2 separate regions of the Homo sapiens genome follow, and region 1 is linked to region 2. A link is an interaction called in ENCODE POLR2A ChIA-PET data of the cell type or tissue named here. Cell type or tissue: GM12878. All regions are shown on one strand. Links, peaks and the distances in the headings refer to the core of each region. The heading gives the core; the rest is flanking DNA.

Evidence for each region. ChIA-PET counts read pairs that join two places held together with the same protein. Peaks named below come from ENCODE experiments on the same cell type or tissue, not always from the same donor. Only the 100,000 strongest peaks of a DNase experiment are listed, where the experiment ranks them.
Region 1: POLR2A ChIA-PET joins it to region 2 with 7 read pairs; 2 of 35 experiments call an interaction of 5 or more read pairs at or near these places.

The regions. Positions count from the first base shown.
Region 1 is chr18:58,498,649-58,503,046 of GRCh38, forward strand. All of the region lies in intron 11 of ALPK2 (alpha kinase 2), which reads right to left. Among named protein-coding and RNA genes, the nearest start is that of MIR3591, 50 kb to the left of the region's middle. In GM12878, for the core only: no CTCF peak of the experiment used is centred there; a DNase peak (open chromatin) is centred at 2,564.
Region 2 is chr18:58,555,504-58,559,901 of GRCh38, forward strand. The region is part of intron 4 of ALPK2 (alpha kinase 2); the gene reads right to left. ALPK2-AS1 (ALPK2 antisense RNA 1) reads left to right here and starts at 1,519. Exons shown (of 2, transcript NR_188108.1): 1 at 1,519-1,685. In GM12878, for the core only: no CTCF peak of the experiment used is centred there; a DNase peak (open chromatin) is centred at 1,848; H3K4me3 peaks cover 610 bases; H3K27ac peaks cover 2,723 bases.

The sequences.
Region 1 (4,398 bases), core at 151-4,150, 57 kb before region 2:
GGAGATAATTGAATCATGGGGGCAGTTTCCCCCATACTGTTCTCATGGTAGTGAATAAGTCTCAGGAGATTTGATGATTTCATAAGGGGCTTCTCCTTTTCCCTTGGCTCTCATTCTGTCTGTGGCCTGCTGCCATGTAAGACGTGCCTTCCGCCTTCCACCATGATTGTGAGGCCTCCCCAGCCACATGGGACTATGAGTCCATTAGCCTCTTTTTCTTTGTAAATTACCCAGTCTTGGGTATGTCTTTATCGGCAGTGTGAAAATGGACTAACACAGGGCTCAAGGGGCATGTGTTTAGTTCAAAGCCAAACTTCAGACATATGATTTCTCATTTCCATAAAGATCGTTTTTCAATTCAGGACTGAAGGTTTTCTGGGTGGTCAGTGTTAGACCCCGGGAAACAATCCTGAGTTCTATGTAGACACTGAACCAATGGCCTGGCGAAGCAGACATTTGGAACACGTGGTCCTTGGACTCATCCTAACTGCTACCCACTAAACCATGGTGGGGATAGGTGGGGGATATCAAAACCAAAACAGTAGAACAGCTACCTGAGCTTCCCACTCTGGTTCAGCAAAAAGCAATAGGCACCCATTGCAAGCATATGGAACCCTTTTTTGCATGTGCCTTTCCAGCAGGAGGGGTAGGGAGGGTAGCTAGGGAGCCAGGGAGGCAAAGGGAATAGACTATCCCACTGTTTTCCACTGTGAGGGAGGATAAGAGCTGCCATCCCCTTCTGTAGTGGAAAGAGCCACCCTCTCTCACTCTACCCCCAGTCTCAGCCTGCATCCTGAACCTCTCTCAGGTCTAGTGGAAAGTAAAGCACTTCCCTGATGCCCAGAGTGTGGATTCCCTCTTGACCTTTCCAGAATCTGCATGCCCTGACCACGCACCAATTCCATTCCTGTCTCCTTAGGGTGAGGGTTATGGGCACTTGCTCCAACGCAGTGGACCTCTGCCAGGACCTTACCCGTGCAATCTAGTGATGACATTTTATCCCATGGCCCATAGTGCCACCCCACCAGTGTGTCTGCACCTGCTAGATGCCTGGGTCCTGCCTCCTGTGCTCTTGCCCCTGCCTCTTGGGCTCCATGGGCCGGGCTGTGAGCACTGGCATTCCCCACCTCCAGCACGTGACTTGCCCATGGAGGGCCCTGGCAGCCTAGAAACCAGTTTGGGCTGTGGAAAGAAAAAAACTCAGCATCCCCCTAAAGCCAGCCATGAGGATCAGATCTGCTGGCCACCTACTTCCGTGGTTCCCCACCCAAGTGGAGTGCTGTTTCTGAGGCCCAGGAAAAGACAGCTAAAGGATTAATGCTCGGATTCAGCGTTATCTGCTGGGAGCATGGCAAAAACAAAGGACGTGTTGGGATTCAGGCTGGTTAGGCAGACAGAAGCCATGAGGCCTGCTTTTCTGCAGTGCACCTGTGAGCTAAATTAGACATGGCACTTTGGGAGAACCAGTGACCATTTTAAAAGTCTCTTTCGCAGTTGGTAACTAATTCATCTCATTCTTTCAAAGCCGCTAATAACTCAAACATATGTAGAAATGCTTCACATAGCTTTTATTGCAGGGACTATGCTTTGAAAAAAAAAAAAAAAACCCACCAAATTGCAAACGCTGTCTCTGGACATCTTGTTTCATGGAAAATTGTATTTTAAAATTACAGCTCTAAGCCGTATGGAAGTCCAATTTGAAAAAGTCATTTGGCAAAAGGTCCTTGAACTTGGAGAATTGCTTTCCCTTGTTTCCCACAATTACCAGCTGTCACTTACAGTTTAGAAAGACAGAATATAATTTTTAAAAGAAAACTTCCCCCTGTCAGTTTAATGATTTGCCAGCAATTATGTCAAGGTTACTAGGAATCTCTAGAGTCTAAAGTTAAATCCTAGTGTGCAGCTATCAAGCTGAGTTGGAGATAACAGTAATCTACAGGTTGTTTCTAACAGAAGAAAGGAAATGAACAGCATTAGAAGTTCATTCTCCACTTGGCTGGGCACAGTGGCTCATGCCTGTAATCCCGGCACTTTGGGAGGCCCAGGCAGGTGGATCGCTTGAGGTCAGGAGTTCAGACCAGCCTGGCCAACATGGTGAAACCCCGTCTCTACTAAAAAATACAAAAAAATTAAAAAAAAAAAAAAAGCTCATTCTCCAGAATTCAAGGTCTTGAGTTTTTTGGGTGACAGCTTGTTAGAAGGCGTGGTAGTCTCACCAGCATGCAGGTCTCAGGTCCAAATCACAGGCTCATCTTTTACCCCACAAACCTGCAGGACCTGGCATAATCTTCTAAATGAGCAAATGCAGCCAGGAAGAATTAACTTTTAAAAGTCCAAAAGGGTGGTGATAGAATTTGAGTTTAATTCTAATTCCAGTGTCTCTGTAAAATTATAAAAAGTGGAGTTTCCTTAGAGAATAGATGCGCTATCTCATGCCACAATGACAATGACAGTAAAAATATTTTTTGTCCATCAACAGAGAGTAAATAAACACCATTACTTAATGCCACACCACCACGTTAAACCACACACGTCATTTACAGAGAGATGTGATATTCCATTACTGTTGTTTACTAGTACCTGGAAGTGAAACTAACTGTGCATGAAGCCCTGGGTGCTGCTTTTCAGCATGAGAGCTGAATTTAATACAAAATTAATTCGCAAGGAGAAAAGATGGGGGACAGCAGCAATTGCACAGCCAGAGTCTAAATAGAACAAACAGCTGTCTGTTAAGACCATATGTTTTGTGTGTGTGTGGCAGCAAAGTCTCTTCAAAGAGTGAAGTCTGACTTAAATTTGCAGATTGGCTTCATCTGCAAGGCGGTAATGTTGCATTTCCCAGCTGGCTTGCAAGGAGTCCTTCCAAGGGCTTAGGAGGAAGAACCGTACACATACCAGAGCCCTCTAACATCAGGAGAGACTTGGAAAGGTCTGGAAGTAAATATCTTGCAAATTTGCTAAATTGTTATTTGTGGAAAGAACTTGGAATTCAGAGTCAGAAAATGCGGGTTGGAGTCTTGGACCCCTCTACTTACTAGCTGAGTGACAGCAGACAGAGACAATCACGGTCTCCAGGCCTCAGTTTTCTCTTCTGTAAAATGGGGATCATAATATCTATCTTCTCTGCAGGGTTATTATGAAGATTAAGTAAAAATAATAGAAAAAAATGAATGGATACAAAAACTGATGAAATCCAAGTCAAGTTTCTAGTGTAGTTGATTATATTCTGCCAATGTCAATCTCTTGGTTTTGATAATGTACTATAGTTATGTGAGATGTCACCATTAGGTGAAGCTGGTGAAGCATACGTGGGAATCACTCCATATATTTTTACAAATCCTTGTGAGTCTATAATTATTTCAGAATAAAGGCTGGGGCACAGTGGCTCATACCTCTAATCCCAGCACTTTGGGAGGCCAAGGCAGGAAGATCACCTGAGTCCAGGAGTTCAAGACCAGCCTGAGCAACAAAGTGAAACCCCATCTCCACACACACACACACACACACACACACACACACACACACACACACAAAGAAAAAAAAAAGGAAAGAAAAAATTAGCCAAGTGTGATGGCATACTCCCGTAGTCCCAGCTACATGGCAGGATGAGGCAGGAGGGTCACTTGAGTCCAGGAGGTTGAGGCTGCAGTGAGCTGTGTTTGCGCCACTGCACTCCAGCCTGGGTGACAGAGTGACACCCTGTCTCAAACAAATAAAAAAAAATGGGTTAAAAGAAATAGGAACCATTTATTATGTGGCAATGCTGCAATAAGCGCTTTACTATCTCATTTAATTCTCAAAACAACTCTGTGTGGAAGTTACTGAAGCACTGAGAAAGGTAATTTGCCCACAGGCTACCAGGCTGGAAGTGGCAGTGCAGGGAACAGAACCCCAAGGTGGTCTTGCTCTTCAACACCATGTAATAGCTAGAGCTTGAGATCCTCATCTGGGACAATATCTGACATTTGGTAGGCAGAAAATAATATAGTTCAGATTTTCTTAACAGCAAACAGAAATAGGAAACCCCTTGCAGCAGAAGCTGCTGGTGCCTTACCTATTGCCCACACCCCAACCACTTCTGTGCACCTGGCTCCACCTCTTAGTGCCACACCAGCATTTCTCTGCTTAAGAACTTTCTCTGATCATGTTTTTTATCCGGCTTAGCTTGCCCATGTGGGCAGGTGACAAGTGCAAGGGAGGTAATGCCCCCACCCAGAGCAGCCGCCAGCTGGTGATCCTGGTAGTTGGTGTATACACACTCCGGCTCCCTCACTGAGAAGTGTGCTTTGCAGGGCTCCCTGCAGATGTCAGCTCCAGCGCCCACGGCAGTCACTGGCTAATAATATACTCTACCAGTCGCCTTTCCTTCCCCAGTTGCACTTCCCTACTCCTCTACTG
Region 2 (4,398 bases), core at 84-4,083:
AATTCTCATGTCTGACTTTGAATAGCACCATTATTAACCAATATTACTATTTATTGAATTGTTATAAAGTCTACCTACTCTGGAAATGTCCTTGCCAACCAGGTGCTAAGTGTACCCTTTATCATCTGGTGGGAAGTTGCAGGCCAGCTTTGCCTTGCACACTCCTGGAGAATGGGAGGGGCATGCATGAGGCCCGAAGAACCCCAACCATTTCAGTGGAGATGCTGGTGGCCCAACATGGTGAACACTGTCTCATCCCCCTGCCCTGAGAGTAGGCTCTGCTACTTGTACATGGTTCTAACTGTGAAGGCCCTGGGCCTTTTAAAAACTTTTTTTGAGACAGAGTCTTGCTCTGTCACCCAGGCTGGAGTGCAGTGGCACAATCTCGTCTCACTGCAACCTCTGCCTCCCCGGTTCAAGCGATTCTCCTGCCTCAGCCTCCCAAGTAGCTGGGATTACAGGCACCCGACACCACGCCTGGCTAATTTTTGTATTTTTAGTAGAGACGAGGTTTCACCATGTTAGCCAGGCTGGTCTCAAACTCCTGACCTCAAGTGATCCACCAGCCTCGGCCTCCCAAAGTGCTGGGATTACAGGTTTGAGCCACCACGCCCAGCCTTAAAAACTGTCTTTTAAAGCTATTCATTAATTTATTGGACTAGATCTCACACACACACACACACGCACACACAATTCATGAGGTATGCAGTGAACAGGTATATAGTAAAAATTGTGTCTCTCCACCCAGTTACTCAGTCACCTTCACCAGAGGCCACCACTGTTATCGACAGTTATTTTAGTTTTGAGGAGAGCTAAGGAACTCAGACCTAAAATGGAATTAGGGAAGCTATTTAACCTCATCGATAGAGACAGAGCCTGGAGTCAGCAGCCTGCATTCAAAGCAAGGCTTCGCCGCTTCCTGACGTAGAGCCTGGCTGACAGGCTTTATCTCACAGGGCTGTTGAGATAATGAAATGAGCCAGCCGCTGCAAAGTGCTTAGCCCAGGCACCGTGCATTTCTACCTTCAATACGTGTCAGCTGTTATTAGCTACGGGGTGGTGGAGCTGGTGGAGGAAGGTGGGAGGGAAGGGTGGGGCATATTTAATCCTTTCTGGGGAAAGCCCTAAGCCCTCATTATACCAAGGGTAGAAATCCCTAGGAATCTGTTAGAAATGCATGGTCTCAGGCTCCTCCCCAGACTCGCTGAATCTTGACAAACTCCCCAGAAGAGAAGCACTGTCCTGTATGAACCTAGAGCCCCTGAGGGCTGGGCCACTGTCCTGTGTGAACCTGGAGTCCCTGAGGGCTGGGCTGTGGCATCCCTGCCCCAGGGGAGACGGTGCTGCTGTCTCTTCATTGCAGACATGAGCCCTTAGACTTTGCATGATGAAAGCTCATGACAAACGCTACCTACTCCCGAGCCCCCAGCTTCCTATTCCACATAAGATCTCCTAAGCCCAATAACCTGTGACCTCACAGATGAATGGAACATGTCCTCTTTCGTCCTGTAGCTCCACGGTAACCTGAGAGATGGCCTGGAGGCAGGGTGGCATGTTGTTTTTAAAGTGATACAAGAGACACAGTGGAGACCGTCCAATGAGTGGCATGGCTGCCAGGATGCCAACTGGGACACTAAAGCCCTGGCAGTGGGGGCTGCCCAGCAGGGCTGGCCACTAGAAATAAGGTCTGTGAGGGTTGAGGGCCGAGAGGCTGGAGGGGCTCATGGGTGACCAGTGCTGCTGTTTGCCACTTGTTCTAAACCAGCAGACCATGGCTAAGAACACTGCCATACAGGAAGCCGCCCTTCCTCTAGGGCAGAATCACACATGATGGTGGGGGAGGCGTGTCATTAGACATCGTCCAAACCCACAGAATGGGCACCACCGAGAGGGAACCCTCATGTAAATCATGGGCTTTGGGTGATGGTGATGTGTCAATGTAGGTTTACCGATTGTGACAAATGCAGTCTCTGATGCCGTGTAGATAGTAGGGGAGGCTGTGCATTTGTGGGAGCAGGACATATATGGGAAATCTCTGTACTTCCTGCTCAATTTCTCTGTGAACCTAAAAGTGCTCTAAAAAAGTCTATTAAAGAGAAAAAGAATTATATATAAGAATTACGTATAAACTATAGTGTGTGTGTATATATATACACATATATATACGTGTGTGTGTGTGTGTGTGTATATATATATATTTATATTTTGTCATTGGATTGTATTTATAGTTTGTCATTGGATCAGCTGTAAAAGAGGAAAGAAAACCAACATTGAGGCCCAGGGCAATAGCTTTTAAAAAATTACAATAGAGCTGAGTACATGCAGTCCCAGCTACTGGGGAGGCTGAGGTGGGAGGATTCCTTGAGCTCAGGAGCTTCCAGGCTGCAGTGAGCTATGATCACACCACTGCACTGCAGCCTGGATGACAAAACGAGATCCCGTCTCTAAAATATATAAAAATAATCACAATGACAACAGAAATCACTTAGAGCTGGACTATCCAACCTGGGAGCTTTGAGCCACATGTGGTTAGTGAGGCTTGAAATATGCCTAGTTTGAAGGAGGAACTGAATTTTTAATTTTAATTAATGTGCATGTAAATTTAAAAGCTGATATATGTGATATTGTTAGGGAGAAATTTTAATAGGTTTGGAACAATTTGGATATGTGAATCTACCCTTCCAAATTAATTTCATGAACTCTAAATACAGATCAAGTATTTCCAAAGAATAATTAGCATCCAAATTGAGATATGCTATGAATGGAAAATATACACCAGAGTTTGGAGACTTAATACCAAAAAAATGTAAAATATCTCATTAACAATTTTTATATTTACATATTGAAATATTTGGTTATACTGAGTTAGTAAAATATATTATTAAAGTTCACTTCACCTGTATCTTTGTACTTTTTAAAAATTTGGCTTCCAAAAAAAGTAAAAGACGTAAGTGTCTTACCATCATACACTGCTGGTAGGAATGTAAAATGGCATAGCTGCTTTGAAAACCAGTGTGATGATTCCTCAAAAGGTTACACATCGAGTTACCCAGCAATTCCACTCTTAGGTACTTACCCAAGATAATTTGAAAACATATGCCCACAAAATGATCTCGCACATAAATGTTCATAGCAGCATTACTCGTAATGGCCACACAGTGGAAACCACCCAAATGTCCATTAACTGATACATGACTAAAACCAAACCTGGTGTGCCCATAAAATGGAATATTATCTGGCCATAAAAAGGAGTATTGATAGATTCTCCCACATGGGTGACCCTTGGAAACATTACACTAAATGAAAGAAGCCAGACACACAAAAGCCATCTACTGTATGATTACGTTTATACAAAATGTCCAGAACAGGCAAATCTATTCAAGACAGAAAGTATAGTAGGATTTGCCAGGGGCTGGGGGAAGAAGGGGAGAGGAAGTGACTGTTAATAAGTATGGGTTTCTTTCAGGTATAATGAAAGTGTTCTGAAATTAAATAGTGGTAATGGTTGGTTGCACAATTTGTGATTGTACTTACAAAAAATTACATACTTGGCTTGCATTAAATTTCTATTGGACAGCACTAATTTTAATGAGATAACTATTTTCTTTCCCAACTGTGATTAGTGATGGTATATAATCTAGCCAAAGCTAATCAACGTGGGGTGATTTTTGCCCCCATCCCCACCCCATGGGACCTGTGGCAGTGTCTGGAGACATTTTTGATAGCCACAACTGGGGTTGGGGTGAGGGGAAGAGATCGCTACTGGCCGGGGATGCTGCTAAACATCCTACAACCCACAGGCAGCTGCCCGGAACAAAGAATTATCTGGCCCACAATATTGTAGTGTGGAGGTTGAGAAACCCTGCACTAAAGGCTGCTCAGAGGATCCCTGCCCCAGCTACAACATCCTTTGCCCCAGCTACAACATCCTTTGCTCCATCTCTGCTGCTTTGACTTCCCAGGGGTCTGATTCAGGGTGTGGCCTTCTCAGAAGACTTTCTCCTGGAGTCCACCCCATCACAGTCCTCAGGCCAGGAACTCCTAGTGATTCTGTGGACTTGGAAACTTCCTAAGAAGAATCCTGAAAGGGCCCGGGGATTCTATAGTTGATTGGCTATGGAGTCTCTGACTCAGGCCTGACCTTCTGAGGCTTCTTGAGTCCCCAAGTGTGATACTCTCCACAAAGCTGGCTTCATGCCAGGTAGATTGCCATTTTTCTTGTTGTTTTCTCTTCCACGTCAGATTTTCTAAGCCAAAGACAACTGGAATTTGCACAGTCTGCGTGAGGAATGGGCTGCTTCTCTGACACCTGAAGTAAAAACCCAACCAGGGATATCCAGACTTGCCTTCAAGCATGTTATTTTGAAATTACCTACTCTGTCTGTTTCTGATAACTGC